Regions from separate parts of the Homo sapiens genome. Here region 2 is linked to region 1. Evidence: chromatin loops called from intact Hi-C (ENCODE). Cell type or tissue: gastrocnemius medialis. All regions are shown on one strand. Links, peaks and the distances in the headings refer to the core of each region. The heading gives the core; the rest is flanking DNA.

The links. Hi-C counts contacts between places; a loop is a spot of excess contacts. Peaks named below come from ENCODE experiments on the same cell type or tissue, not always from the same donor. Only the 100,000 strongest peaks of a DNase experiment are listed, where the experiment ranks them.
Region 2: it touches region 1 in a loop (2.8-fold over the local background); 3 of 110 quality-filtered maps call a loop at or near these places.

Annotation. Positions count from the first base shown.
Region 1 is chr2:61,663,230-61,679,509 of GRCh38, reverse strand. No RefSeq gene overlaps it. Among named protein-coding and RNA genes, the nearest start is that of XPO1, 130 kb to the right of the region's middle. RefSeq lists an enhancer at 8,277-8,516. In gastrocnemius medialis, for the core only: no CTCF peak of the experiment used is centred there; a DNase peak (open chromatin) is centred at 8,249; H3K4me3 peaks cover 1,380 bases; H3K27ac peaks cover 3,299 bases.
Region 2 is chr2:61,137,831-61,154,110 of GRCh38, reverse strand. It overlaps C2orf74-DT (C2orf74 divergent transcript), which reads left to right and starts at 9,136. Exons shown (of 2, transcript NR_036496.1): 1 at 9,136-9,338; 2 at 10,166-12,519. C2orf74-AS1 (C2orf74 antisense RNA 1) reads left to right here. Exons shown (of 2, transcript NR_183879.1): 2 at 2,397-2,678. LOC105374759 (a long non-coding RNA gene) reads left to right here and starts at 13,927. Exons shown (of 3, transcript XR_940137.1): 1 at 13,927-13,964. It also overlaps a transcript of SANBR not described here and a transcript of C2orf74 not described here. RefSeq lists enhancers at 8,958-9,307, 9,002-9,923. In gastrocnemius medialis, for the core only: no CTCF peak of the experiment used is centred there; a DNase peak (open chromatin) is centred at 9,070; H3K4me3 peaks cover 1,523 bases; H3K27ac peaks cover 1,124 bases.

The sequences.
Region 1 (16,280 bases), core at 3,888-11,887:
AGCTCAGAGTTTCCCAAAAGAATGTGATCACCAAACCCGTTTGTTATATAGCATCTATTAACAATCTAAAGAACTTCTGTTCAATGGAAAATACTTCAGGAAACCATGGACTAGATAAAACACACAACCGAGTAGCTACAGTGCAAGTCAAATGTCCTGAGAGCTAGTCCTGTAGCCCTAATAGGTCCATTGCTCAATGTGCACCGAAAGTCAACACACCGAGACACAGTGTTGCAGCAGAGACAGGTGTTTACTTGTAGCGCTGTCTAACAAGGAAACAGGACAAAACCTCAAATCTATCTTCCTGAGGAGTCTGAGGCTAGGAATTTTAAGGGCTTTTGAGTGGGCTGAAGTGTGGAGATTGTTGATTGGCTGACAAGTGCAGGGAAAGTCATGGGAGAGAAAGATGAGGAAATGATATTCTAATGCCGATTTGTTTTTTCTGTGGGGGGGTCTTTAAACTGATTGGCATCAGCTGGTCTACTGGAATTCAGGATTCACTTACGCAATTCTTAAATAAAATCTTACGATTCTAACATCAGAGATCTTATCTAACTTCAGAAATCCTGTCTATAGGAACAGTGGGAATGCAAACAGTATCTAGTGTCATCCGTGTCTAGAGACTCACTTACAAGGAAGTCAGTCAAAGTGCAGGCTGATTAGTGCTTAATAATAACTATATTTCTGTCCAGAATTCTTGTTAACCCTGTGAGCATGGCTTCGGTCCTTGAAACATGAGTAGGAAGATGGGGGAAACAAATGAAGGAAAGGCAGAGAAGGAAACATAAATAAAGCATCCAGGGAATAGAAAGAAGAGCAGAAGAGGTGGAGACAAGAGTTAAAGAAGCTAAAGGAAAAGAGAGTGGGTCAACACAAAGAGACCAAGAAATGACTCTTGGATTTAATGATCTTGAAGTCAGCATCAACCTTCAGAATAAAAATTCCAGGAAAATGGTGGAAGTACATAAAAGGAAATAAGGAGTAAGTAGAACAGTATGTGAATTCCAAGAAAGCAGAGATTGTTGCCTCTTTTATTTGCTGGTGCTCCCCAAACCCTAGAACCATAACTAGTGTTAAAAGAAAAACCTTCAACACTTAAATTTAACAGAATTTAATTGAGCAAAGAACAATTCATGAATTGGGAAGCCCCCAAACCAGAACAGGTTCAGAGAGGGTTTGGTGCTACTGCTTGGACAAAGAAGTTTTATGGACAGAAAAAGAAAGGTCAGGTACAGATGAGGTGCAAAAACAGATTGGTTACAGCTTGGCATTTGCCCTATTTGAACCCAGTTTGAACAGCTGGCCACCTTTGATTAGCCAACACTTGGTGATTGGCACCAGAGTAGGTTATGTAATCACTTGATGGATTCTCCCTGCCCATCACACAGGCAAAACCAGTTCACTGAGGCCATGTATTGCAGTAGAGAAAGAGTTTAATTAATGCCAGGCCAGCCACATGGCAGATAGAGTTACTACTCAAATCAGTCTCCACAAAGGCTTGGAGATTAGGGTTTTTCAAGGATAGGTTGGTGGGCAAAGGACTAGGGAATGGGTGCTGCTGACTGGTTAGGAATGCAATCACAGGGTTGTGGAAAAGAGTCCTTGTGTGCCGAGTCCACCTCAGGGTAGGGGGCCACAGGACCAGCTGGGTCAACAGTCACAAGTCTGGGTGGGGTCAGTCAGTTGCCATAATGCAAAAGTCTGAAATACATCTCAAAAGACCAATCTTAGGTTCACAATAGTGATGTTATCTCTAGAAGCAACTGGGGAAGTCACACTCCAGCCTAAGCAACAGAGTAAGACCCTATCTCAAACATAAATAAGTAAATAAATATACTAAATTATTCCCATGGTTAGCTTGCCGTATGTCCAGGAATGAGCAGACATAGCCAGCCTGAGGATAGAAGCAAGATCAAGTCAGCCATGTCAGATTTCTCTGTCATAATCTTTGCAAAGACAGTTTCAGTTATGGTCTGTTTACACATCCAGTTAGATTACAGTTCACTATGTACAGAGAAACCTTTAATGTATGTAAATATGGCTGAGTGTGCCAGCTCATGCCTATAATCCCAGCATTTTGGGAGGCTGAGGTGGGTGGATCCCTTGAGCCCAGGAATGTGAGACCAGCCTGGGCAACATGGCAAAACCCCATCTCTACAAAAAATTAGCCAGGTGCAGTGGCATGCACCTGTGGTCCTAGCTACCTGGGAGGCCGAGGTGGGAGGATTACCTGAGCCTGGGAGGTCAAAACTGCAGTAAGCCATGTTGCCGCTACTGTACTCCAGCCTGGGTGACAGAGTGAGACCCTGTTTCAAAAAATAAATAAAATAAAATATGTAAAGAGACAGCTTTAGGCTAAACTTAATTTAACACTAGCACATCGAAAGCTCTCCATAAATATTCATAAATAAGTGGATGAATTAATGTATGATGAGTGGTGGTTTAAAAAAAGTGAGGTAGGGGCCAGGCACAGTGGCTCACGCCTGTAATCCCAGCATTTTGGGAGGCAGAGGCAGGCAGATCACGAGGTCAGCAGATCCAGACCATCCTGGCTAACACAGTGAAACACCATCTCTACTAAAAATACAAAAAATTAGCCAGGCATGGTGGCGGGCGCCTGTAGTCCCAGCTACTTGGGAGGCTGAGGCAGGAGAATGGCGTGAACCCAGGATGCGGAGCTTGCAGTGAGCCAAGATTGTGCCACTGCACTCCAGCCTGGGCCACAGAGCGAGACTCCATCTCAAAAAAAAAAAAAAAAAGTGAGGCAATGGAGGTAATAAAGAAAAGACTACAATAATAGTGTAGTTGAGGAAAGGGGCAACTTGAACACACTTCCAGGCAGAGGACTCCGGTGGAAAAGTATACATCAGAGATGCAAAATAAGGAAACTGATGGGACACTATCATAATTAAAGCAAGAGGAAATGAGAACAACATCACAAGCAGTAGGATAGGAGAAGGTAGGTCTCATTATGGGTTCCATATTTCCATTAACTATATCAAAATTCACTCAACTGGCCAGGTGCAGTGGCTCACGCCTGTAATCCCAACACTTTGGGAGGCCGAGGCAGGCGGATCACGAGGTCAGGAGATCAAGACCATCCTGGCTAACACGGTGAAACCTCATCTCTACTAAAAATACAAAAAATTAGCCAGGCATGGTGGCAGGCACCTGAGGTTCCAGCTACTCGGGAGGCTGAGGCAGGAGAATGGCTGAACCTGGGAGGTGGAGCTTGCAGTGAGCCAAGATCGTGCCACTGCACTCCAGCCTGGGTGACAGAGCAAGACTCCATCTCAAAAAAAAAAAAAAAAAAAAAACACTCAACCACCCAAGCTAGTAGAAATAAAAATTATTGGAAGCCATTGTTTTGGACTAAGCTCCTGTACTAGGCCCCAACAGACAAGGCTAAAAAAAATGGAGTCACCCATGCTAAAGTTCTAAGTCATCAAACCCACACTAAGTTTTTATCTCACCTTCCTAGAAGGCAGGAGAAAGAGATAACAGCCAATTTCCTCGAACAGGCCAGTTTCAATCTTCAATCCACATGATAATGAAGTTCCCTCTGCTTTAATCCTTATACAAAAGAAATAGCCTGATGTAATCTGACATTAATAAGCTGTTTTTCTGTTGTTTTAGCCTCCTGTTCCCACCTTATAAGAAGAGTTGCTTTGAAATAACTAATATTCTGTGTTCTTTGCTTCTGCTCTCTTCCGCTTTCTTCAGCCTTTCTCTGTCTATAAAGCCAATCTCTTCTGCTCAGCTTATCATGCATGCTACTAAAACGCCAAGGGTTTGGTCTAGGTGCTGCTGCTTGGTGCACAGACAGCCAATCATTGAGGCATTGAGTATTGCCAGGGAAGAAGGCTTTGAATCAAGTCCTGCATCTGAGGAGATGGGAGATCAGTCTTCAATCCATCTCCCTGACCAACTAAAATCAGAGGTTTCTGTAGCAGGGAAGAAATGTAACTATATGCAAAACACAGGAATTAGGCAGAGGTAAGGAAAATAAGTTGGTCAACAGGAAGCAGGTTGTCATTTAGGCAATCATGATGGGTAAAAAGTCTTGAGTCTCTTTGTCCAGATGCAATGATCTGGTAACTTTCAGCTCCTTGGTACTATATGGGAGGCCTGATGGTTGGTTTCCTGAGAAAGGAACTCAGATAAGACAAATGTAACTTTCTCAAGTTTTAAGACTGTGAGTGTCAGTTTCTATGTTTATTCAAAAGAAATCATAAACATCAGTTTTATGGGACAATTAGGCCAGTTTCAATCCAAACACCTACTATATTTTATGGAATAAAATATTGCCTGATTCTAGAATCTCAAACAAAGCCAACTGAGATCTTTAAATTTGTAATTTTGTTCCTTGATGCTAGAAACCCCAGTCTTCTTTAACACATCTTTGACTTTCATCCTCTTGCCTGCTTAAATGGGCACCAAGCTTTCTCAATTCCACACCTCTCATGCTCCATAGCCATTCCCATTTTTTATCCCCATGGCACTACCCTAAGTAAGGCACTTGCCATTTCTTTCCTGAAAAAATTTAATGATTTTCTGACTATGGTATGATAGATTAAATTTAACTAAAGCTTCTTAAGTATTTTAAGTTTGGCCAAAAGCTTACACCATACAGTGAACTTAAACCTAACTAGATGTGTAAATAGACTGTAAACTACACTTGTAACAAAGAGCTGAGTCTCAACCAATCACAGAACCATACTTCAGCCAATCACAGGTGGCCAGCTGTTCAAACAGCGCTCAAGTAAGACAACCATCAGGGCTATAACCAATCCAGCTGTTTCTGTACCTCACTTCCATTTTCTGTGTCACATTCCTCTTTCTGTCCATAAATCCCGTCAGAACACGTGGCACCCCAGAAGTCTCTCTAAACCTATCATAGTTGGGGGTGGGATGTGCTGCCCAATTTGTGAATCATTTTTTGCTCAATTATACTCTATTAAATTGACTTTGCCTAAAGTTTTTCTTTCAACATTAAACCATGAATTCAATGGTTTTCTGTTCTCAGCCCTTTCTCTATACTGTCATCAGCACAGTGGTCTAAAACACAGACGTGATCATGCCATTTTTTTCTTCAAAAGCGCAGCAATAGATCATTCCTTGATTTATTGAGAGCTTCCTATGTGCTAGCTGCTGGGGATGCACTGGTGAGTTATGATAAAGGGAACATTTCAAACTAGGGGCAAAGAAATCAAATGGTCATCACAAAATGAAAAGATGCTCAATGTTATTTTTCTCCCATGAGATTGGCAAAGATTTTTCTTTTTTGAGACAGCCTTGCTCTGTCGCCCAGACTGGAGTGCAATGATGTGATCTCAGCTCATTGCAACCTCCATCTCCCAGATTCAAGCGATTCTCCTGCCTTAGCCTCCTGAGTAGTTGGGACTATGGGCGTGAGCCACCATGCCCAGCTAATTTTTGTATTTTTAGTATAGATGGGGTTTCACTATGTTGGTCAGGCTGGTCTTGAACACCTGACCTCAGGTGATCCACCCGCCTCGGCCTCCCAAAGTGCTGGGAGTACAGGCATGAGCCACTGCACCTGGCCAGCAAAGATTTAAAAGAATGAAAATATCCAATGTTGGCAAATATGTGGGAAAACAAGCAACCTCATCCACTATTGGTGAGGGTATTAATAGATACAAACTTTTTAGAGGGAAATGTAGCAATAATTATTAAAATTCCAAGGCCAGGCACAGTGGCTCACGCCTGTAATCCCAGCACTTTGGGAGGCTGAGGCAGGCAGATCACTTGAAGCCAGGAGTTAGAGACCAGCCTGGCCAACATGGCAAAACCCCATCTCTACAAAAAATACAAAAATTAGCTGGGTGTGGTGGTATGTGCCTGTAGGCCCAGCTACTTGGGAGGATGAGATGGGAGAATGGCTTGAGCCCAGGAGGTAGAGGTTGCAGTGAGCCAATATAGGGGCACTGCACTCCAGCCTCAATGACAGAACCAGGCTTTGACTCAAAAAATAAAATAAAATAAAATAAATTTTAGTAATACTCATTTGCCCTAACAATGGTTATCTCTGGAATTGTGGAATTCATTATATATATATATATATATATATACACACACACACGTGTATATATATATATATATATGTGTACACGTATATATATATATACATGTATATACATATATATTTATATATATATATATAATGTGTGTATATATATATATATATATATACACATTTTTTTTTGAGACAGTCTCACTCTGTCATCCAGGCAGGGGTGCAGTGGCGCAATCTCAGCTCACTGTAACCCCCGCCTCCCAGGCTCAAGCAATTCTTGTGCCTCAGCCTCCCAAGTAGCTGGGATTATAGGTGTGTGCCACCATGCCCGGCTAATTTTTGTATTTTTTGTAAGTTCAAGCAATTCTCCTGCCTCAGCCTCCCGAGTAGCTGGGTTTACAGGCGCCTGCCACCATGCCTGGCTAATTTTTGTATTTTTAGTAGAGACAGAGTTTCCCCATGTTGGCCAGGCTGGTCTTGAACTCCTGACCTCAGCCTCCCAAAGTGCTAGGATTACAGGCATGAGCCACTGCGCCGGGCCTGGAATTATTATATAAAAAACTTTTTTATATTCCTAGAAATCTGTAAGGCAAAAATAAAAAATAAAGACAGAAAAAGAAAAAAAAACTAACTTTTTACTTCTCCGAGTATTTTTCACTACTTTTCATAGTATTTAAATGTTTATGTTTATGATTATTCTTATCATCATTATTATTATTATTATTTTGAGACGGAGTCTCACTCTGTCGCCCATTCTGGAGTGCAGTGGCAAGATCTCGTCTCACTGCAACCTCTGCCTCCCAGGCTCAAGTTAGTCTCCTGCCTCAGCCTCCCGAGTAGCTGGGATTACAGGTGTGTGCCACCATGTCTGGCTAATTTTTTTGCATTTTTGGTAGAGATGGGGTTTCGCTATGTTGCCCAGGCTGGTCTTGAACTCCTGGCCTCAAATGATCTGCCCGCCTCGGCCTCCCAAAGTGCTGGGATTGCAGGCATGAGCCACTGCACCCAGCCTTATTTATTTTTCAATTTAAAAAATGATACAAAAATGTCATCAAGAAAATTTTTTTTCTTTAATGGATTCATGCTTTTTAGGACAACATTCAAGGCTCTTCAAAATGAGCCCCTAGCCCCACAATTTCACCTCTACCATTCCCATCCACCCTTCCCTCACCCAGAATTATCCTAGGTGATGCTTTTCGTTCTATTTCACTCCCTCCACCATTCCTCTCACTGGAATGTCTTCCCTCCTCCTGTATTAATCAAAATAATACTCATCTTCCCGGGAAGCCCAGGCATGACTTCCCTTTCTCTGGGATGCTTGTGCTCCCATCTGAATTAAATTGTCCCTCCTTGGTGCTGAGGCGGTAGTTTGTTTACACCTCTAGCAGAGCACAGTTTGGCTTGCACTATTGTCACTTGTGTCTAGTGTCTCCCTTGCCAGCATTTATTCTCCACTTTCCTTGCCTCTTCTGTGAAATAAATGTTCATTTCAAAATATTTATTCAGAGCATTGCATGTTCCATACATAAATCCACGCTTAAATTATTCAGCTCCTGGAGATACACAGCTCAGCCATGTGGGCAATTACTTCAAGTCACAAAATGCTATTTTGTATTAATTTGTATTTGAAGAGAGTGCAGGAATGCATTAAACATGTCTATAGCTGTCTGGTGTTTATTCACTGACAATGAGCCGGAATTATTACTTCACTTTAAGCCTTTCTCTGGTGATTTGTTTACAGAGAGTTGTGCTAAATAGCTGAATTGTTGTCATGACCCTTTGCCTAGATCTTTTCAAAACAGTCATTAGATTTGTGTTTTACATAACACATACACACACAAAATCTCATAACCAGGAGGAAAACTGAAAACAATTTAGAATTTTAAACTTCAGCATGAGTTAAGATTAGGTTTACGGTAATGGGGATAGCCCATGATTTTGTAACTCAACAATAATATAATTTTTGCCACTTGAAAGTACTAAGTTTCTGTGGTTGCCAAAAGTAAACTGTGACAGTGTGTAGAATGAACTAATAACTGTAAATGAACTTGATCAGTAGGGCTCCTCCCGGTAAATCAAATAATTAGTCAATTTTTGCTGTGTTGGAGACTACAGTTTCAGGTCCCCAAGTGGGAGTAGCTCTTAAAGCAAAAGTGGCAGCGCATTATCATTTGTAAATTTCCACTAACAAGCAAGCCTGACTGTGTCTTTTGGCAGCCAGGGCTGTGACCTTTCTAACAGCCCAGTGTTTGTCATTGTTTTGTTTATGAGCATCTATATATGCCAGGGAAGATCTGGGGAGAGAGATTCAGAAAAAGAAAACTGAAACTAAGAAGGAAATCAAAAGCAAAAAGCCAGAAACTACTTCTTTAGCCTTTTCTTTATGATCTTAGGACTTCAGGGACCTTGAAAGATTGATTTCCTTTCACTCAAGTTTCTCATAAAATTAGCTTTGGCTCATACATCTGTTACACAGTAGTTAATTTTACAAGATAAGCAGTACAGGGGAAATGTATCTGAGGGAAAAATCGAGTGCTGGAAGCTCAAGAGACACTTATAAGGTCACAGAACAAAGCTAGTAAGTAAAATGGTCCTACTATAGACCTGCAAATAGCAAAGGGTCTGCCTTGGGTTAATTTCAGTATATCTTTCATGACATTTCACTTTTCTTCTCCAGCAGCATTAAATATAAGTGGGCTTTACTGAACCTGTTCTGAGAGAGCCTTTTGAATTGCTCAGCCAAAGAGCAATCATGATTCAAGTTCATGAAATGTGAACTTTGTATTTTAGCATCCACTTCCCTGTAATGATCTCAAGACTGTACTAGCCACAGCAATGAATGTATTAACCAGTTCTTCATGTTCACAGCTACTTATGCCATTCTTAGATACTAAATGTGCTTTCACAAAAGCACCACTGGCTATCCCACTAGTAGCAATTATTAGTAGTCTTTTAAATTCAATCTTCTCGCCCAATATAAGGAGTCCCAGAGGTTGGCTGGGCGTGGTGGCTCACACCTGTAATCCCAATAGTTTGAGAGGCCGAGGCAGGTGGATCACCTGAGGTCAGGAGTTCGAGACAAGCCTGGCCAACATGGTGAAACCCTGTCTCTACTAAAAATACAAAAAAATTATCCAGGCATGGTGGTGAGAGCCTGTAATCACAGCTACTCAGGAGGCTGAGGCAGGAGAATCACTTGAACCTGGTAGTTGGAGGTTGCAGTGAGCCAAGATGGCGCCACTGCACTCCAGCCTGGGCGACAAAAGCAAAACTCCATCTCAAAAAAAAAAAAGAAGTCCCAGAGGCTCAGAAAGGCTCCTAACGATCTAGCAGGTTGTTTGAGAGCAGCGCTGGAATAAGAACTAGGTATCTCAGCTAATCTAGACTCCTAATCTAGAGCTCTTTCTAATCTGGCTGACTAAACGCCAGAATAATTTCTCACTTACACAGTCAGAAAAAGTCTCTGTGAATTAATCTTTTTATTTGGATATGTTAGTCTTTTATTATAAAATATGCAAAAGGCTGATTTAACATCAATATATATCAGCATTGGGGAAATGCTCACAAATAAACTTCCTTAAGAATTTTAAGGCCGGGCGTGGTGGCTCACACCTGTAATCCCAGCACTTTGAGAGGCTGAGGTGGGCAGATCGCTTGAACTCAGGAGTTTGAGACCAACCTGGGCAACATGGTAAAACCCCATCTCTACTAAAAATACAAAAACTAGCCAGGCATGGTGGTGTGTGCCTGTGGTCCCAGCTACTAATAGTTAATCTCATTCCTTTTATTATGTTAATTCACTTATTTCTTCATTCCAACAAATATTTGTTCAGTGCCTACTATGTATCGAGCCCTTTTTAGGTACTTTGGATGCAGGGGTGAACAAAAAGGACACGAATCCCTGCTCTCAGGGAGCTTACAGACAATATAATGTGGATAGCTTTTGCCTTCTGCTGAAGTAATCCTTAAATTAACACCCTCTTAAGAATTCATTATTGGCCGGGCGCGGTGGCTCATGCCTGTAATCCCAGCACTTTGGGAGGCCGAGGCGGGTGGATCACGAGGTCAGGAGATTGGGACCATTATGACTAACACGATGAAACTCAGTCTGTACTAAAAATACCAAAAAAAAATTAGCTGGGCACGGTGGCGGACGCCTGTAGTCCCAGCTACTTGGGAGGCTGAGGCAGGAGAATGGCATGAACCGGGGAGGCAGAGCTTACAGTGAGCCAAGATCGTGCCACTGCACTCCAGCCTGGGTGACAGAGCGAGACTCCGTCTCAAAAAAAAAAAAAATAAAAAAATAATTTGCAATAATAAGTGCTATGAAGGAAAAATCCAAGGTGTGATGGGAAGCTATAATAAGAGTTATTAGAGACTTGTTACCACAATCCCTTGTGGAGGGGTTACTCACCTTCATGAGATTCTGAGTCTGGCTGTGGATAGGGAGAACTTGGTATTTTGAAACCCCCTTCTGGTGCATCTGGCCCCTCCCTACCTCCCTTTCCTTTGTGAAAGCCCGACACCAAACTCTGGATCTCCACTCCTGAGCAAAGCAAAAATTCAGTACAGCAGTTACCATGGCCCTCAGATGCTTCTTCTCACCTGGATGCATGTTCTGGATGAGCAACAGCAGCAATTACTCCAGGGCTGAAAGCAGGGCAGGAGGGCATGACCCAAGGCTCTCAACTTTAAACGCAGAGTTCTGGCCAGGCACGATGGCTCATGCCTATAATCCCAGCACTTTGGGAGGCTAAGGTGGGAGGATTCCTTAAGACCAAGAGTTCAAGGCCAACCTGGCCAACATAGCAAGACTCTGTCTTACAAATAATTTAAAACAAAAACAAAAACAAAAACAAGCCTGGTGTGATGGCACGCATCTGTTGTCCCAGCTACTTGGGAGGCTGCACCAGGAGGATCCCCTGAGCCCAGCAGTTCAAGACTGCAGCAAGCTATCATCACATCACTGCACTCCAGCCTAGGTGACAGAGCAAGACCTGTTAAAACAAACAAACAAACACTGAGAGTTTCTCTACACTTGACATCTAAACAAACTTTTTCCAAATGTTCAAATGTAAAAATTATTCACTTTTCTGTCAAAAACCATGAAAGTGTTTATACGCTTGAACTCAGCAATCCTACTCTTGGATATTTAAGAATTAATTCAACAGAAGAATGAAACTATGTACACCGATTTGGTCATTGTAGTGTTAAGTATAATAAGGATAAAAAGCAAAAAGCCTAAATATTCCATAGTTGGGAGGCAGTTAAGTAGATTGTGGTATATTAACTTGTCAGGATTACTAATTTATGGCCATCGTGTCATCTGTGGGAAAATATGAATGAAGTAAATGCACATGAAAAAGCAGAATACAAAATTCTATGTTAATGAATGCAAGCTATATAAAAAGGAGTATGCAGAACACAGATGACAAGGCAAAAAGGAAAATTGGGATCAATTTGCTAAGGTGGTAGGACAACAGGACAGAAATCCAGATTGAAAGATTGAACTGGCTTAAGCAAAAAGGAGAAAATTCATTTGCTCAGATAATTAAGTTCTTAGGTAGGGTGAGAGAGGCACTGGCCTTAGGGATGTCTGAAAGAGGGACACATTGCTATCAGGACTTCCCATCCCTCTCTCTCTTCACTTCCCTCTCCAGGGAAGTCTCTTTCAACCCAACTTATTCCCAAGGTGACAATTTATCCACTAACCTCACATTCTCCTATCTTCCCACCAGGATGACAGTGCCTACTTAAGTTTTGGCTGTAGTTTAAGAATAACTCTGGGAAAGGTACTGATTGACCTGGTTTGGGTCATGTGCCCATCTCTGGACCATCAATGGTCAGGTTACTAGGATTGGCACCCACCTCGCAACCAACCCTTGTGGTCAATGGATCTGGGCTATTTAAGAAGAAAGTTGGCTGGCTGCAGAGGCTCACGTCTGTAATCCCACTTTGAGAGGCTGAGGCGGGCAGATCTCTTGAGCTCACAAGTTCAAGACCAGCCTGGGCAACATGGCAAAACCCTGTCTTGGCTAATTTACAAAAATTAGCCAAGCATAGTTGTGCGTGCCTGTAGTCTCAGCTACTCAGGAGGCTGAAGTGGGAGGATCTTCCAGAGCTTAGGAGAATGTGGCTGCAGTGAGCTGTGATCGTGCCACTGCACTCCAGCCTGAGTAGCAGAGACCCTATTAAAAAAAAAAAAAGGTATTTAGATTTTTTTTATTTTAAAAATATAAGAAAAGAGAAACTTCCCTGAGGATCCTGTGTTTAGAGGAGGAGGGAAGCATTTCCCTAAAAGGAGAGAAAGAGAGAAGTGCTGCTCCCAGTGGAGTCAATTTGTCTATTGCCCAACTTAACATTTTAGAAAGATATCTTATTCCCTTAATACAGGTTCCAAGGGCAGATTGAGATTTCCTGGTGCAATGTGCTTTATTAATAAGGCCACATGGTACAGTAGGAAGAGCGCTACACCGAATGCCAGGAAAATGGATTCTGGTCCTGACTGCCATGAATAAGCGGCCTGACATTGGGCTAGTCCTTAAACTTCTCTGGATTTCAATTTCTGCACCCCTGCCAGAACAGTATAATTTCCTTGAGGGTTGGAATCAGGTCTGTCTGTAATGGAGATGTGGATTTGGGAATAACTCTAGGGGCTTGGATGGGCAAAGGGACAAGTTGAAAATATAGTTGCAACAAAGGCCTCGGCCATCCCATGGGGAGCTCTGGGCCTGGAATGGCCTATCAGGGTTGTCACAAATTTCAGCAAGTGGGTCTGGCTTTTATATCCCTGCTATGGTTTGGATGTTTGTCCCCTTCAAACCTCATGTTGAGATATGATCCCCATAGTTGGAGGTGTTAGGATCAATACACCCAGCTGCGGGGAGAATGAGTGCCTTCCTCCTGATGGAGGATATCTGGGCAGCGTACTACAGCATCCATTACAGTCAATAGACACAGTGGCTGGGAGTGTAGCTTCTCATTAAATATTTGTTACATTAATATGTTATGTAAGATGGAAAGTGTGGATTAGACCCTTTCAGGAGTTGCTCAGAACCTCTCCTCATTCTGGGGGCTGCCAGATTTGCAGATTGTTAAATAGATAAATAGTCCTTTTCAGCACTATTGCATACACCTATTTGTCTCCTGGAGGATTTATGGAAAAGGGAAAACAAAAATCTTTAGTTTTTTTGTTTTTTGTTTTTGGGGGGTTGGGTGGTTTTTTAAATATAGGAGTTGGAATAGGAATAGGAGAAGAATGTCTACTAAAATTAATGTTGACTGACCTGTTCAGCTAACAGGAATAAGGCATTCTTTGTGGTGGAGTTAACAACAGAAAGTATTAAGGAAGCAATTACTATATATATTACATACAGTCAAACTGTGCTCTCCAGTACCGTAGCCACTAGCCACAGGAGACTTTGACTTAAAATAGTTAAAATTAAATAAAATTTAAAATTCAGTTTCTTAATCACACTAGTCATATTTTAAGTCCTCAGTAGCCATATGTGGCTACCATATTACAGTGCAGATAAAACTTTTCCATCATCATTGAAAGTTCTACTGGAGAGCTCTGGTCTACATTGAATAGTTGTGTTCTTTACTTTCATTCAATAAAAATCCAGTTTACTCTCATGAATTGTGCTGCTCATTATTGTGAGAGCGCTGGAACGAGAGCCAAAAATTAAAAAGGCTTGGGCAAAAAGGATTGCCCTGAATCCAAGTTTCTTCTTGGAAATCCAAGTACTACAGGACAATACTCAAATGGAATAAGTCTTTGTTGTCATTACTTCCTGTCCCTGCTGTCTGGATCGTCTGGATGCAACCAGGACAAAACGCCCTGAGCTTCTAAAGTCAGCTCTGCCTGTGGCTCCCCACCGTCCATGAGGAACAACTGCTCCTTCAAGCCTCAAACTGTCAAGATGTAGACATTCAACACCAGATTTGTGTTGCTTTTAAAAATGCTTCTTGGAATTTTGGCATTAGCTCTGAGTCTGATATATTGAAGGCCAGGAGCAATGCTGTCTTTCTCTTTTCTATTAATTTTGTCAGCAGGTGAGTTGTTACACAGTCCTTAGTGGATTCTGATGTCCGTGGCCACCGTCCTGCTTCTATTAATTTTTTAAATTTTGACTTGTTGTACTTATGTAAAAGAAGCAGATTGATAGGGTCAATCTCCAAGAACTCATCAAGCAGCCTTAACAATTTTCAATTCATAGGCTATCTTGGTGTCTTTGTCTCCCCTACCCACATTCTCCACCCAGGATTAACTAGACTCAAATTCCAGATATCACATAATTTCATTTGTAAATATTTCCCTATGTATCTCTAAAAGATAGGGATGCTCTTTTAAAATAATGTTAAGCATAATACCATAATAACAAATTAAAAATCCAATAACTCCTTAGTGTCTTCAAAAATCCAGGCATCCAAATAAGGTCCATACATGCTGGGCACAGTGGCTTGCACATGTAATCCCAGATGCTGGGGAGGCTGAGGCAAAAGGATCACTGGAGCCCAGGAGTTCAAGACCACACTGGGGAATGTAGTGAAATCTCGTCTCAAAAAAAAAAAAAAAATTAGCAGGGAATGGTGGCCCGGATGTGTAGTCCCAGCTAGTTGGGAGGATCACTTGAGCCCTGGAGTTTGAGGCTAGCTACATTGATCTATGATAGTGCCTCTGTACTCCAGCCTGGGTGACAGTGAGAGAGACCCCCCATCCCTAAGAAATACAAATTTTTGAAATGTATAAATTAAAAAACTAGGTCCATACAACACACATGGTTGATACATCTTTTTAAGTCTTTAAATCTTTACATCCTCTTCTATATCTCCTTTTACTCCTCACAGCTTTTTGTAGAAGAAACCAAGTCTTCTGTCTTGTAATTTCTCAGAGTCTAGACTTTGCTCATTGCATCCCTGTGGTATAAAACAACATGTTCCTCTGTCTCCTTTATTTTCTGTAAATGGGAGTTAGACCTAGAGTCTTGATCAGATTCAGGTTTCACTTTTTCTTTTCTTACAAGACATTTTATACATTGTATCGTATACTTCTATTCAGTTAAAGTACCAGATAATGATGTCATCAGTTATTGATAATCATTGGCTAGATCTGTTAATGCAATCTAGGTTGCAAAACTGTGCTGATTTAATTCTATCATTTTTCTTCATTTATTACCTGGAATGCATCCTTTAAAAAGTCAATTTCCCTCATTAACTATTCAGTTACATGGAGGTAAAGTTAATGTAGGAAAGGCAAAATAAATGCTTGATTTTTTCTCTTTTTTGCCAGTTTTCAAAAGAATAAGCTAGTTCCCCACCATCCTCCAGAAGGTTAACTCTGAGTTTGAATTTGCTTGATATCATTGTAAGATAAACATACTTGATATGTCTCTATCTATTGCACTTATTATACAGCTTGTTCCATCTTTGGCCAATGGGAGCATCTTCAGGTTAGCTCTGGAGTCCTTTTGACATGACCTCAGTAGATAATGTCAAATACTTTATTATCTGATGTAATAATATGTGCCCATTTTCTAATCTGTTTGCTTTGGTATCATTTCATATTTCCCCTGCAAAGACACCACTCACTCATGATTGTGCAGTCACAGAACTTGAGATTTTTTATATAAAAACTCAAGAATGTGGCTGGGTGCAGTGGCTCATGCCTGTAATCCCAGCACTTTGGGAGGCCAAGGTAGGTGGATCACTTAAGGTAAGGAGTTCAAGACCAGCCTGGCCAACATGGAGAAACCCCATCTCTAATAAAAATTCAAAAATTAGCCGGGCATGGTGGCACGTGCCCGTAATCCCAGCTACTCAGGAGGCTGAAGCAAGAGAATCGCTTGAACCCAGAAGGCGGAGCTTGCAGTAAGCCAAGCTCACGCCACTGCACTCCAGCCTGGGCCACAGAGCAAGACTCCTTTTAAAAAAAATAAATAAATAAAACAAACAAAAAACACCCCAGGAATGCAGTTCTTCTGTCCTCAATATATTATAATACTTTATATTAATGTATTTAATGAATAGTTCTTGAGAATTGACTATGTACCAGGTACTAGACCAATTCACAATCCAGCAGGACAGGCAATTTTAAAAAATGGTATAAATGGTTATATTTAAGCATGCCGTGGTGAAAAGGACTATAAAAGAAAAGAAGAAGGTGCAATGAGAATATATAACACCTTGTCTGAGGTGTTAGGGAAGGTCTTCCTGAGGAAGTGAGTAAGAAGCTGAAATGCAA
Region 2 (16,280 bases), core at 4,384-12,383, 530 kb after region 1:
TCCGCCACCACGCCCAGCTAATTTTTGTATTATTAGTAGAGACGGGATTTCACCATGTTAGCCAGGATGGTCTTGAACTCCTGACCTCAAGTGATCCACCCACCTCAGCCTCTTAAAGTGCTGGGATTACAGGCGTGAGCCATCGCGCCTAGCCAAATACTAAATTTTATCTGAAGTAAAGGAAGACATATTTTCTTTTTTTCTTTCTTTTTCTTTTTTTTTGAGACGGAGTGTTGCTCTGTCACCCAGGCTGGAATGTAGTGGCACGATCTCAGCTCACTGCAACCTCTGCCTCCCAGGTTCAAGAGATTCTCCTGCCTCAGCCTCCTGAGTAGCTGGGATTACAGGTGTGCACCACCATGCCCAGCTAATTTTTATATTTTTAGTGGAGACGGGGTTTCACCATGTTGGCCTGGCTGGTCTTGAACTCCTGACCTCAGGTGATCTGCCCACCTCGGCCTCCCAAAGTGCTGGGATTACAGGCGTGAGCCACCGCGCCCAGTTTATACATTTTAAATTTCACACCTTTGGCCAGGCGCGGTGGCTCACACCTGTAATCCCAGCACTTTGGGAGGCCAAGGCGGGTGAATCACGAGGTCAGGAGATTGAGACCACCCTGGCTAACATGGTGAAACCCAGTCTCTACTAAAAATACAAAAAAAATTAGCTAGGCGTAGTGGTGGGCGCCTGTAGTCCCAGCTACTCAGGAGGCTGAGGCAGGAGAATGGCATGAACCCAGGAGGAGGAGCTTGCAGTGAGCTGAGATCGCGCCACTGCACTCCAGACTGGGTGACTGAGCGAGACTCCGTCTCAAAAAATAAATAAATAAATTTCACATCTTTATCCTTCTACTATTGATTTACTGAAACATTTTAAATTGTCTTCCTCCTCTCTGTCCTCACTTCTATTTTCCCTTCATTTATAATGATGCTTGGTAATGTTGTTTTTTTTTTTTTTTTTTGGAGACGGAGTTTTGCTCTTGTTGCCCAGGAGTGCAATGGCACCATCTCGGCTCACCCCAACCTCTGCCTCCCAGGTTCAAGCAATTCTCCTGCCTCAGCCTCCCGAGTAGCTGGGATTACAGGCATGCACTACAACGCCCGGCTAATTTTGTATTTTTAGTAGAGACGGGGTTTCTCCATGTTGAGGCTGGTCTCAAACTCCTGACCTCAGGTGATCCGCCCACCTTGGCCTCCCAAAGTACTGGGATTACAGGCGCGAGCCACCGCGCGCGCCTGGCTTTTTTTTTTTTTTTTTTTGGTGAGATGGAGATTTACTCTTGTTGCCCAGGCTGGAGTGCAATGGCGCAATCTTGGCTCACCGCATCCTCCTCCTCCCAGGTTCAAGCGATTCTCCTGCCTCAGCCTACCGAGTAGCTGGGATTACAGGCATGTGTCACCACGCCCAGCTAATTTTGTATTTTTAGTAGAGATGGGGTTTCACCATGTTGCCCAGGCTGATCTCGAACTCCTGACCTCAGGTAATCTGCCCGCCTCAGCCTCCCAAAGTGCTGGGATTACAGGCGTGAGCCACTGCGCCCGGCCCCAGCTTTTTTTTTTAATTTTTTTTTGAGATGGAGTCTCACTCTGTTGCCCAGGCTGGAGTGCAATGGCATGATCTCGGCTCACTGCAAGCTCCGCCTCCCGGGTTCACGCCATTCTCCTGCCTCAGCCTCCTGAGTAGCTGGGACTACAGGTGCCCACCACCACGCCTGGCTAATTTTTTGTATTTTTAGTAGAAATGGGGCTTCACCATATTAGCCAGGATGGTCTCGATCTCCTGACCTCGTGATCTGCCCGCCTCGGCCTCCCAAAGTGCTGGGATTACAGGCATGAACCACCGCGCCCGACATGCTTGGTAATGTTTAGTAAACAGCACAGTCAGGTTACCAGGTAGCTTTAAGGAGAGAGTCCACTCCAAAAACCGGTGTTGGCAGGATCCCCGTCCTGCATTTCCTAAACCACTCGTTGTTCTACCCCCAGCCTTTAAAGTATGGCCTTCTGAAAACCTGACCCTGGGAGACCTGGGAGCCTCAACTTTGTGCAGACTCCAAATGAGACTCACCATGATGCGCCAGAAATCTCACACCTCTAATCCACAAAAGGGAGAAGCTTCATGGTTTAAATGCCATTGTCTCTAAGAGACTGAAATCACTGGATCTGTGGCAAACCAGGGCAGGGTGGCCTTTGCCACAATGTACCTGGACTGAATTTGTGGAGATCAATTTGGTGTTGGACTTTGTGATGGTTTTAATATTCCTCCCTTCCCTTGAGTGTGGACTGGATTTATAGTAGTAAATCTCTTCTAATGACTAAAATGAAGCAAAAGTGAGGGTCTGTGAGTTCCGAGAGTGGGTCATAAAACAAATGTGGCTTCCTCCTTGCCTTTTCTCTCAGGTCACCTGCTCTGGGAGAAGCCAGTTGCCATGTTGTAAGGACACTCAAGCAGCCCATGGAATGACTCACATGCTGAAGAACTGAGCCCTCCCTCCTTCCAACAGCCAGGGAGGAACTAGGGCTTCTTGCCAATAACCATGTGAAGAAGCTTGGAAATGGATTCTCCCCCAAATGAGTCTTCAGATTACTTTAGACTAACATCTTGACTGCAACCTCTAGAAAGACCCTGAGCCAGGATCACCAAGCTCACAGAAGCTAAGAGTTAATAAATGTTTGAATTAAGCTGCTAAGTTTTGGAGTCACTTGTTATGCAGCAATAGGTATCTAGTATAGCCTGTATTTATATATTTTGATTTTCTGTATATTATAATGTTTTGACATCTTTTTTTTTTTTTTTTTGAGACGGAGTCTTGCTCTGTCACCCAGGCTAGAGTGCAGTGGTGCAATCTCAGCTCACTGCAACCTCCATCTCCCGGGTTCAAGCGATTCTCCTGCCTCAGCCTCCCAAGTAGCTGGGATTACAGGCACCTGCCATCACACCTGGCTAATGATTGTATTTTTAGTAGAGACGGGGTTTCACCATCTTGGCCAGGCTGGTCTTGAACTCCTGACCTTGTGATCCTCCCGCCTCGGCCTCCCAAAGTGCTGGGATTACAGGCGTGAGCCACTGCACCCAGTCTGTTTTGACATCTTAAAAACCTTTCTAGCTGAGGCTGCCCCTCCTGGGACCAGCCAATTCTTAGTGAAAGCAAAGGGTGCAGCCTGTGGCATCCCTTTGATATGAAACTAACCAATCCAGAGCCAAGTCTACTCCATCTGGCCAGCACACCTCAGGAGACAACATTCCTCTGCCTCCAGCATCCCTAGGCCAAGTAGAGCCCTGAAACTATTCAAAGTAGCCAATCTTGAGATGTTTAGCTTGCCCTCCCTTGCCTTTTCCTCATAAACTCCAACAAAAGTGATGAGCTATTCTCTCCTGTAGTTCTTGCCCCCTCTACCTCCTGCTCCATGCTGTGGGGCTTTCCTACTGGCCCTATGTGGTGTGCAGCGCCTCCTGTTTCTAGGGCCTGTGAGGACAGTCAGCTTTGTTTTCCTGAGCCTCTCATGTCTCCTCTTGTAGCTGCATCTGACTGACTATATGTGGGCATAAAGGAACATGTGGAGGGGGACCGATGTGGATCTTACAGCAGGCCCCAAGGTGTCTCAGTGTTTCTGTCCAGGAGGCCCATTTTCCCTCTCAACATCGCAGGATGATCCTGTTAGTGCAGGACTCACTGTGGCTCTCACTCCTCTTTTATAGAGATCAAGAAGTACCTTCAAGAGCTAGGCTTCCCATGAAGGGGAGTTTATACAGTAATGCCAGCTATACTCTTGCTGGAGGTGCTCTTAGTGTTAGGAGCAATCCTGGATAGCCAAGACCTCACTAGAATCTAAAAGAAAACTTAAGGCCAGGTGCACCTCCATCCCAGGAGTCCTAGATCCCTGGGGCACAGAACTTGGATCAGAGGAATGTGGCTGAGTTTTAGTTTACTGACTCTTGGCCTAAGGGAGAACTGAGATCTAACCCCAAAGGACAACTTCACCAACCCTCAGCACCTGGCCCTACAGAGAATATCCATGACTTGCTATAGTATTCTTCCATCAACCATTCGGCGATCTTTGCAGACCCAGTATTATGCAACATGACCATAACACCTACCTAGTCCCGGGAAAGGCCATCTCCAAACAGGGACAAGAAGTAGACTAAGCCACTTCCTCTGTTTACTCAAATCTGCCTTCATGAAAATTACCTTTGAGATGCCTCTTTTGGGCTCCCCCATCAAGAAACCCGGTATCATCTACGTGCGGTGGCTCATGCTTGTAATCCCAGCACTTTGGGAGGCCAAGGCAGGCGGATCGCCTGAGGTCAGGAGTTCGAGACCAGCCTGACCAACATGGAGGACCCCATCTTTACTAAAAAAATACAAAATTAGTCAGGCGTGGTGGTGCATGCCTGTAATCCCAGCTACTTGTGAGGCTGAGGCAGGAGAATTGCTTGAACCTGGGAGGCGTAAGTTGCAGTGAGCCAAGATTGTGCCACTGCATTCCAGCCTGGGCAACAGAGCGAAACTGTCTCAAAAAAAAAAAAAAAAAAAAAAAAGAAAGGCGCCCAACATCTAGACGGGGAACTTGGCCCAGAAAGTCCACAGCGTCCCTATTTTCAGTTGCACACTCTCTACCTTGGACCAGGACAGCCTTGCAAGTGCTGAGATACAGAGAAGGGCCAAAAGTTTTTCTGACTTTAGCTCTGGAATAAACCTTGAAGTTGCACTTTTATAAACACCCCGGGCAGCTGTGGAATAGAACGAAGGTCTGCAGGAGGCCTTATTACAGCATCCAGGACTACAAAGTTATAGCAGGACACATCTATGGCCCTGAAACACCCTTCCTCCTACATACTGGTTAACTCCCACTCTGGAGAAAACCACACTCACTCTCCCGACTCTAATCCCCCACAAAAACGTTATTCTTGTTGAATACAGATACACAAGCCATGCTTGAAGTCAGAGGGGAGATATTTTTTGGTCTCCGTAGTTAGGCTTCATATCTGAAGCAATGTTTGTGAATTTCACCTTGCCCTTGAAGCTCATCTGCGCTCATGTTTGTACCAGGAGGTTAGACAGATTGTGGAGGACTTCTTGTTTGTTTTGAAAACCTTATTTCTCTAGAGTAGTTTTAGGTTCGGAGCAAAATATAGCAGAAGATACAGAGTTTTCCCATAGACCTCCTGCCCCGACACAGGCATAGCCTCCCTATTATCAACATCCCCGTCTCTACTGAAAATACAAAACTTAGCGGGGTGTGGTGTTGTGCACCTGTAATCCCAGATACTCAGGAGGCTGAGGCAGGAGAATCGCTTAAACCTGGAAGACGGAGGTTGCAGTGAGCCGAGATTGTGCCATTGCACTCCAGCCTGGGTGACAAGGCGAGGATCCATCTCAAAAAAACAAAAGACAAGCTAAACACTATTCATATACAAAGGACATGTACTCAGAATATATAAAGAACTCTTGTAAATCAATAAGACAATAGAAAATGGGCAAAAGTCTTGAACAGGCATTTCACGCAAGAGGATATCCAAATGAGTAATAAACATTAGTGTCAGATTTTAAAATTAGTTAAAAAACTATCCTCTATTTCCAAAACAAGTAAAACAATAAAAATAATTTTATTAAAATATTCCTTTCCAGGCCAGGTGCATGGCTGATGCCTGTTATCCCAGCATTTTGGGAGGCTGAGGCAGGTAGATCACCTGAGGTCAGGATTTCGAGACCAGCCTGGCCAACATGGTGAAACCCCATCTCTACCAAAAATATAAAAATTTGCTGGACGTGGTGGCAGGCACCTGTAATCCCAGCTACTCAGGAGGCTGAGGCAGGAGAATTGCTTGAAGCCAGGGGGCGGAGGTTGCAGTAAGCCGAGATGGCACCATTGCACTCCAGCTTGGGCAACAAGAGCGAAACTCCATCTAAAAAATATATACATATATATTTTTATATATTATATATATAATACATATACATTTTTATATATTATATATAATACATATATTTAAATATATATATTCCATATATATTCCTTTCCAAAGTTAAAAACAAAACAGAAATTATGTTAAAAGGCAACCCACACTGTAATCCCAGCACTTTGTGAAGCCAAGGCAGGAGCATCAGCTGAGGTCAGGAGTTTGAGACCAGCCTGGGCAACATGGCAAAACCCCATCTCTACTAAAAATACAAAAAATTAGCCAGGCGTGGTGGCATGTGCCTGTAGTCCCAGCTACTCGGGAGGATGAGGCAGGAGAATTGCTCCAACCCAGGAGGCGGAGGTTGCAGTGAGCCAAGATCACACCACTGCACTCCAGCCTGGGCGACAGAGCAAGATTCAGTCTCAAAACAAACAAAAAACAAACAAAAAGGCAACCCACAGACTGGTAGAAAATATTTGCCACACAAATAATCTTTAAAGGATCAACGTATAGAATATTTTTAAAACGCCTATAAAAAAGGGAAAGGCAAAATAGAAAAAAGGTACTTCTCAAAGGACAAAGGACGAATGGGCAATAAATATAAGAGGCTCACCTCGCTAATTATCACAGAAATGCAAAGTGAAAACAAAATCAGGTAATATTTTATACCACAGGATTGACAAAAAAAAGTAGTCTGTCAATTCTAAGAACTGGTGAGGACATGCAGCAAGAGGAAGGTTTTCGATACTGCAGATGGAAATGGAAATTGGTAAAACACTTTGGATGAACTCTTGTTATTCCAAGAAAACTCTTTTGTGTGTAAAAACATGTAAAATAATATTATTGTCTGGGAAAAGTGGCTCACCCCTGTAATCCCAACACTTTGGGAAGCCGAGGCCCGCAGATCGCTTGAGCCTGGGCAGTGAGTTGTGATGGCGCCATTGTGCAGTCTCGGCAACAGAGAAAACCTTGTCAAAAAAAAAAAAGGAAAGGAAAGGAAAAATCTCCCATAATTTCACCTTTTTTTCTTTCTTTCTCTTTTTTTGAGAGTCTTCCTCTGTTGCCTAGGCTGGAGTGCAGTGGCAGGATCTCAGCTCACTGTAACCTCTGTCTCCTGGGCTCAACCGATCCCCCCACCTCAGCCTCCCGGGTAGTTGGGCCTACAGGCGCCCACCACCACTCCCATCTAATTTGGAGGTTTTTTGTTGTTGATGTTCTTTTTGTAGATGTGGGTTTTCACCATGCTGCCCAGGTTGGTCTCAAAACTCCTGTGCTCAAGCAATCCTCCTGTCTCAGTCTTCCAAAGTGGTGGGATTAGAGGTGTGAGCCACACACCCAGCCTCCAGTTTTTTTGTTTTTTGTTTTTTTTTTTGAGACGAAGTCTTGCTCTGTCGCCAGGCTGGAGTGCAGTGGCGCCATCTCGGCTCACTGCAACCTCCGACTCCCTGGTTCAAGCGATTCAATTCTCCTGCCTCAGCCTCCTGAGTAGCTGGGACCACAGGCATGCGCCACCACGCCAGTCTAATTTTTGTATTTTTAGTAGAGACGGGGTTTCACCACATTGGCCACGACGGTCTCCATCTCCTGACCTCGTGATCTGCCCGTCTCGGCCTCCCAAAATGCTGGGATTACAAGCATGAGCCACCGCACCTGGCCCCTTTTTTAATATTATATGTTTCTAGCTTTTTTAAAAAAAGTTATTGTAGTGTTATTTTTGTTTTTAATGAACAGCATTCAGATAATTCAATATATTATAATGAGGAATACATTGAGAAGTCTCTCACCCTATCTCAGTCCTACCCTCCATCTCATAAGAAACCATGACTATTAGTTTCTTGAGTATATTGCCAGAATTTATGTGGAAATAAGGATCATATGACTCTCATTTATCCTTTTCTACACAAAAAGCATAATTTATACACTGTTTGGCACCTGGGCTTTTTTCGCTTAGTAAGATATGCTAGAGATGGTTCCACATTAGTATGTTGGGAACTGATTCCTCACTCTTTTTCATAGCTGCATAATGTTCCATTGTGTGTATGTACTGTAGTTTATAATATCAGTCTTCTGATGGATACTCACGTAGTTTACAACCTTTTGCTATTACAATCAATAATCTCATACACATATTACTTTACATGTATGCAAGTGTATTTGGAGGCAAAATTCCCCAAAGTGGGATTGTTGGATCAAAATGCAAATATTATTCAGTGTGGTTTTGATAACCACTAAGGATTGCTGCATTCTGCTCCTACTAGCACTGTAACACTGCACCTGTTTTCCTGACACCCTCCTATATTGAGTATATTACCAAACGTTTCAATGTTCACCAATCATGATGATTTGCATTTTTATTAAAACTGAAGCTGGCCTGTAATCCTAGCACTTGGTGAAACTGAGGTGGGAGGATTGCTTGGGCTTGGGAAGTGGAGGCTGTAGTGAGCTGTGATCGTGCCACCTGTCTCAGAAAAAATAAAATACAAAACAGGCCGGGCGCGGTGGCTCACGCCTGTAATCCCAGCACTTTGGGAGTCTGAGGCAGGCCGATAACCTGAGGTCAGGAGTTCGAGACCAGCCTGGCCAACATGGTGAACCCCATCTCTACTAAAAATATAAAAATTAGCCTGGCGTGGTGGCACCTGCCTGTAATTCCAGCTACTCGGGAGGCTGAGGTGGGAGAATCACTTGAACCCGGGCAGCGGAGGGTGCAGTGAGCCGAGATTGCATTACTGCACTCCAGCTTGGGCAACACAGGACTCCATCTCAAAAAAATAAATAAATAAATAAAAAACACAAAAACATGCAGCTAAGCATCTTTTCATATATTTAAAGTCTATTTTTAACTACTATTTTTCTGTGAACTTGGTACCCCAGTACTTCGCCCATTTGTCTAATGCACTGCTGCCTGTTAATTCTTAGATATTTTAAATGAATATTTAATATATTTATATTTGGAAAAACTTATCCAAGGACAAAAGATGACGCTAAAACTCCTGTTATAAAACGAACATACCAGCCTTTCCCCCACGAGTCTGGAATCCGGCCAGAGCAGGATTTTAAGACTCTCGGACGACGTCAACATGTCCTCGGATCTGACTGCGCAGGCTCCAAATAGCTCGCCCGAACCCTAACATCTGTGTGCGCATGCTCGCTTGATTCCTAGCGGAAAGTTTGTGTGCGCATGCTCCAAGGAGCCGCGCCCCATCGGCTTCCCTAACGGAAAATCCGCTGCGCATGCTCATAAACCTGCTCTCCTAGGAGACCTGAAGGCTGCTTCCGCTAACCCGGGCTGGCGCTGCTAACCTCACCCAACGATCCCTGCTGTCGGAAAATGTCCAGAGGCACCATCCCTGCTATGAAGAGGGAATGCCAGTACAACAGCCACAAGGGGTCTTCCTGTGGCCCTCAAACAAAAAATCACTGCATTACATCAGCAGGTATTCAGCACCTGGCCCCCTCCAAACGGTGTCTAAAGCGAGTTTTAAAAATTAATGCTAGGGGCGGGACGGCGGGGGCGGAAAAAAATAAAAAATTAAATTACTTAAATTTTTTTCTCTTTTTTTAAAGAGTCGGATTCTCGCCCTGTTCCCCAGGCTGCAGTGCAGTGGCGCGATCTCGGCTCACTGCACCTCCGCCTCCCGGACTCCAGCAATTCTCCTGCCTCAGCCTCCTGAGTAGCTGGGATTACAGGCGCGCGCCACCACACCCGGCTAATTTTTTGTATTTTAGTAGAAACGGAGTTTCACCGTGTTGCCCAGGCTGGTCTCAAACTCCTGAGCTCAGGCAGTCCACCCGCCTCGGCCTCCCAAAGTGCTAGAATTACAGGCGTGAGCCACCTCACCCGGCCAAATTACATTAATATTTTATATTGAGGAGGAAGTTGGTTACAAAGGACTTTCAAAAGTGTCGGGGTTAATAATCTGCATATTTTAAAATATTCCAGGCCGGACGCGGTGGTTCATGCCTGTAATCCCAGCACTGTGGGAGGCCGAGACGGGCGGATCACGAGGTCAGCAGATCGAGACCATCCTGGCTAACACGGTGAAACCCCATCTCTCCTAAAAATACAAAAAAATTAGCTGGGCGTGGTGGCGGGCGCCTGTAGTCTCAGCTACTCGAGAGGCTGAGGCAGGAGAACGGCGTGAACCCGGGAGGCGGAGCTTGCAGTGAGCCAAGATCGCGCTACTGCACTTCAGCCTGGGCGACAGAGCGAGACTCCGTCTCTCTCTCTCTCACGCTCTCTCTCTATATATATATTCCATAGACTGCATTGGAGAGAAAGGCGCCGGGACAGAAAAGCCTGAGATAAACCACCTGTCATTCTTGGAGAAAAGGATGCTGCGGCTTTCCCGATTTGGTTGATGAGATGGAAAATCAACCCTTACAGGAAGGACATCACCAATTCCGGAAAGGATGCTGCGCCAGTCATGTTTCCGCACTCTGTGAGACGTTGAAATCTCCAGAAGTTGCCCAAGGTTTTCAAGCTGAACACAGGAGAAATGACTCTGGATCTCTGAGGACTGTTTTCCTCAATAAGGAGCTGCAATCTTGGCTCCACCACCCTCCCTCCAAAACATCTCGTGTGTCTGGTATCTGGTTATATTGTGGCCTGACAGAGAAGTTTCTTTCGGGGCCAGTGAATTAAAAAAAAAAAAAAAAAGAAAAGCGGGTCCTACCAACTCATTAATACTTTAATACTTTAAATTTCCCTCTTTATAGTAGGTTGAAATGTCAGTATCTCTTAAGAACAATGGCTGAACCAAATGTTTCCTCAAAACTCACATTTTTTCCCACCATTTCAGAAGCTGCCTCAGGACTAAGCTTTGATTTTTTTTTTTTTTTTTAATCTGGCCCAAATTCCTATCTAAGGGGCCTGGGGAGTCATGCCCAACAAACCATAAATTCTCATCAGATGAGTTTTATTTAACCCTATATATGGTGACTTGCTTTCCAGTCTGACTCTGGCATGACATGTGACAAAGAAGAAAGTCAAAATATTTTACCCCAAAACATGTTTCTTTGCCATATTTTGAAATGGTCCTGCAAAGCTGTGCTTTGTGGGGGAAAATATGCATCTGTAAAGAATCTCTATTAACACAGCTAGATCTTTTTCTTCCAGGCCCTCCCAATCCTGAAGAGACTGAGAGTCTAGCATTGTTTTAAAGGTCTGAATAGGAAACATTTGTCATCTATCATCTCTAAGGGTAGCCATTATAAGACTTCAAAAGAACCTTTTGAAGTATTATAATCTTTTATCTTAACCTGAACATGTGCTTCCTATTGATCCCAGGTCTTCAGACAATTGTGAACTCAACCATTTGTCAATTAGAAAATGTTTAAATTGGCTGGGCACAGTGTCTCATGCCTCTAATCCCAGCACTTTGGAAGACCAAGGCGGGCAGATTGCCTGACCTCAGGAGTTCGAGACCAGCCTGGGCAACATGGTGAAACCCCGTCTCTACTAAAATACAAAAATTTAGCCGGGCGTAGTGGCATGCACCTGTAGTCCCAGCTACTTGGGAAGCTGAGGAAGGAGAATTGCTTGAACCCGGCGGGCAGAGGTTGCAGTAAGCAGAGATCGTGCCACTGCACTCCAGCTTGGGCAACAAAGTGAGACTCCATCACAGAAAAAAAAAAGAAAATGTTTACCTTTACCTATAGCCTGGAAATCCCTGCTTTGAGTTGCTCCATCTTTCTGAACCAAACCAATGTTATTTCTTAAACGTATTTCATTGATGTCTCATGCCTCCCTAAAATGTATAAAACCAAGCTGTGCCCCGAACACCTTGGGCACATGTTCTCAGGACCTCCTGAGGGCCGTGTCACGGGTCATAATCACTCATATTTGGCTCAGAATAAATCTCTTCAAACATTTTACAGAGTTGACTCTTAGTCAACATGTCCATACCTGATGAGATGCTTCATCAAAATTCTAGTGGACTGGCTAGTTCAGAAAATGGACCAGCCAGGTTTGCTTAAATGCACCCCTGCACAACTATCTCACTCCTGCTTGGAGCCGGCTAGATCAGGAGACCTGTCCCTAAACTAATGTACTCCATGTCTTAAGTCTTTTTGTTTTGTTTTGTTTTTGTTTTTGACAGAGTCTCAGTCTGTCACCCAGGCTGGAGTGCAGTGGCGTGATCTTGGCTCGCTGCAACCTCCGCCTCCCAGGTTCAAGAGATTCTCCTGTCTCAGCCTCCCAAGTAGCTGGGACAACAGGTGTGCACCACCATGCCCTGCTAATTTTTGTGTTTTAAGTAGAGATGGGGTCTCACCCTGTTGGCCAGGCTGGTCTCAAATTCCTGACCTCAGGTGATCCACCCACCTCGGCCTCCCAAAGTGCTGTAATTACAGGCATGAGCCACCGCACCCAGCCCATGTGTCTTGGTCTTTTTTACTAATATTGATTATAAAATGGATGAAACTTTGGATAAAATTTCTGCGTTAGAATTTCTTTTTATATCTGTCCTAAAGCTTGTAACTACTTGCTCATGATTTTTTGTGTATGTTTAGCAATGTGCATGTCATTGATGGCCTTTGTAAAGTATGTTCAATTGAGTTGTGGAGACAGAGGTGCAATTGGAGTAGGTTGTAAGAATAAAAAGGAGTAGGCAAAAAGGCACGGGTATACCAGTGGACTTCAAAGGGTACTCAGACTTTGTTCTTAAGGGATCAATTCCCAGATCTTCAGTTTCATATAAACTCTTTCCTAAAATTGACTTGCCTAAAAGCATGTTAGTGTTGTGGGCACAGCTTCTCTTTTCTTATTTCTGCTTTTACAGTCATCCTTTTTCCAAAAGGAAGGTATACATATCCTCCTTGTCTAACAATGGCACATTGCCCCAGGGTGTAAAAGAGGCCAGGGGTGACAAGCAGAGACACAATTCAAAGCATTTGTATTAAGAGAGCAGTAACTCCAATGCATTATTTTGCAAGTCACATTTTTTTGTTTTTGTTTGTTTTGAGACAGGATCTCACTCTGTTGCCCAGCCTGGAGTGCAGTGGTACGATCTCTGCTCATTGCAGCCTTGACCTCCCTGTTTCAAGGGATCCTTCTGCCTCAGCCCCCTAAGTAGCTGAAACTACAGGCATACAACACCACGCCTGGCTAATTTTTGTATTTTTTGTAGAGATGGGATTTTGCCATGTTGCCTAGGCTGGTCTTGAACTCCTGAGTTAAGCTATCTGCCCACCTCGGCCTCCCAAGGTGCTGGGATTACAGGCATGAGCCACCACACCTGGTTTTAATCTATAATTTCAAAGTTAAAATTTTTTTAAGTCAAAACTATGTAAAAAGTTATGCTTAGAAAAGTCTAGCTTCCTCAGCTCTATCCCTTCCACCTATTCCTTCCTCTGTCCCCCAGAGATAACCTAGTTCATTATTTTTGGTACATCTCTGTTTCTTTTTCTTTTTTTTTTTTTTAGATGCAGTCTCACTCTGTCGCCTGGGCTGGAGTGCAGTGGAGCAATCTCAGCTTACTGCAACCTCCGCCTCCCAGGTTCAAGCAATTCTCCTGCCTCAACTTCCTGAGTAGCTGGGATTACAGTCACCCACCACTATGCCCAGCTAATTTTTTGTATTGTTAGTAGAGACGGGGTTTCACCATGTTGGCCAGGCTGGTCTCGAACTCCTGACCTCGTGATTCGTCCACCTCGGCCTCCCAAAATGCTGGGATTACAGGCGTGAGCCATCATGCCCAGCTACATCTCTGTTTCTTTTTGCAAAAATAAATACATATATTTGTTTTTGGACTAATGTAAACATACTGTTAACTGAAATAGTAAATGGACTGTACTGTTAAAGAGAATCTATTAGAGTCTTGTTTGTATTTCTTGAACAAAATTATCTTGCTCTATATAGTTCTTTCTTTCCATATCAATTCACAGAAATCATCATTGTCCTTGCTCTGTTTTTTTTTTTTTTTTTTTGAGGGTCTTGTTCTGTCACCCAGGTTGAGTGGCATGATCTCACCTCACTACAGCCTCAACCTCCTGGGCTCAAGCAGTCCTCCCACCTCAGCCTCCTAAGTAGCTGGGACCACAGGATGTGCCACCATACCCAGGTAATTTTATTTTTTGTAGAGATGACATCTCACTATGTTGCCCAGGCTGGTCTTGAACTCCTGGGCTCAAGCTTTCCTCCCACCTCAGCCTCCCAAAGTGCTGGCATGACAGGAGTGAGCCACTGTGCAAAGCCTGTCCTTGTTTTTTTAATAGCTGTGCAATACTCCAGAGTGCTGATGTCCTATTATTCAACCCAGTCTCTTGCTGATGGACATTTGAGTTGTTTCCACATTATTGCTATTGTGTATAAATAACTCTACAATGAGTAGTCTTATGCTTGTATTGTTTTATATTTGTCAAGTTGTATCTTCATAGTAAATTCCTAGAAGTTGCATTACTGGGCCAAAAGATAAATAATATATGAGCATTAGGCTGGGCGCGGTGGCTCACGCCTGTAATCCCAGCACTTTGGGAGGTCGAGGCGGGTGGATCACGAGGTCAGGAGATCGAGACCATCCTGGCTAACACGGTGAAACCCCGTCTCTACTAAAAATACAAAATATTAGCTGGGCGTGGTGGCGGGTGCCTGTAGTCCCAGCTACTCAGGAGGCTGAGGCAGGAGAATGGCGTGAACCCAGGAGGCGGAGCTTGCGGTGATCCAAGATCGCACCACTGCACTCCAGCCTGGGTGACAGAGCGAGACTCCATCTCAAAAAAAAAAAGGGCAAAAGGGCTAGCTGTGGTGGCTCACACCTGTAATCCCAATACTTTTGAGTGGCTGAGGTGAGCTGATCACTTGAGCCCAGGAGTTTGAGACCAGCCTGGACAACATTGCAAAACCTTGTCTCTACAAAAAAATAAAAAATAAAAAATAGAAAAAAATAATCAGCTGAATGTGGTGGTGTGCACCTGTAGTCCCAACTATTTGGGAGGCTGAGGTGGGAGGATCACCTGAGCCAGATAAGATCAAGGCTGCAGTAAGCCATGATCACATCACTGCACTCCAGCCTGGGCGACAGAGTACGACTCTGTCAAAAACGAAAGAAAAGGAAAGGGAAAAGGAAAGGAAGGGAAAGGAAAGGGAAAGAAAGAGAGGAAAGAAGAAAAGAAAGAAAAAGAGAGAAAGAAAAAAGAGAAGGAAGGGAGGGAGGAGGGAGGGAAGGAGGAAGGAAGGAACGAAGGAAGGAAGGAAGGAGAGAAGGAAGGAAGGAGGGAGAGAAAGAGAAAGAAAAAGGAAGGAAGGAAAGAAGGAAAGAAGGAAAAGGGCTCCATGCAGCATTTACCTAGCTTGCCTTTCCATCTTTTGCCCTGTGAGGACACAGCAGGAAGGCCCTCACCAGACCAAATGCCAGTTACTTGAGCTTAGACTTCCCAGCCTCCAGAGCTGTGAGAAATACATTTCTGTTCTTTATAAGTTACCCACTCTGGGGTATTCTGTTATAGCAGCATAAATGGACTAAGACAATGGGCAAAGGATATAAGCAGGTAATTTTCAAAAAAGAAAACATAAGTGACCAACAAACTTAATGAATGTATGTTCAACCTCATAAATAATCAGGACATATAAATAAAAATAAAGAGACTATTTCATACTCACTGCACTAGAAAAAGTATTGTTTATCAGTACCTGCAGTCATCATTCACAGACATTCAGATCCTAAAGGTAGGAGTGGGAACTCTTTGAAGTTAGATGTGGTCACAAGACTTGTTAAAACAAGTGTGAGCCAACTAATTGTGAGCAGAATTGATATCGTCACTTGTGTGCAGAAATTGGGAAGAGCCAAATTTGAGCCCTTTAGTCAGTTTTTTCCCCTACTTCATTGAAGCAGGTGTCAGGATGGAAGCTCCATCAGCCCTGGTCCCTGAGTGACTATGATAACAAAACTTCATGAAGAAGAAATAGACCGTTGAATTAAGACACTGAGATTTTTGTGATTGTGTTACTGTAGCATAATTTAGTTATTCTGACTGATATAACCCCGATTTTTGGTGAGGAAACAGAACAACTGGGACTTTCATATGCTGCTTGTGAGCCTAAGCTGGTACAACGCCGGAGAAAACTTTTTGCAAATGTTTAGTCAAGTTCACAATGTGTATACCCATGTAGGCACAAGAAAAATGAGTGAAAGTTTTTGCTACAACATTAAAGAAAAAACTGAAAATAACCTCAATGTCCATAGACAAGAAATATATATTAGTAGATTAATAGAATACATTACTACTGAGTAGCTAAAATAAACTTAAGCTACCTGAATCAAAATATATAATTCTCAAACAGAGTCTAAAAAATTGCATGAGGATATGTATAGTATGAGGTCACTATATAAAGTAAACATAGCATATTATGCTGTAGCTACATAAAATATGTAGTAAAA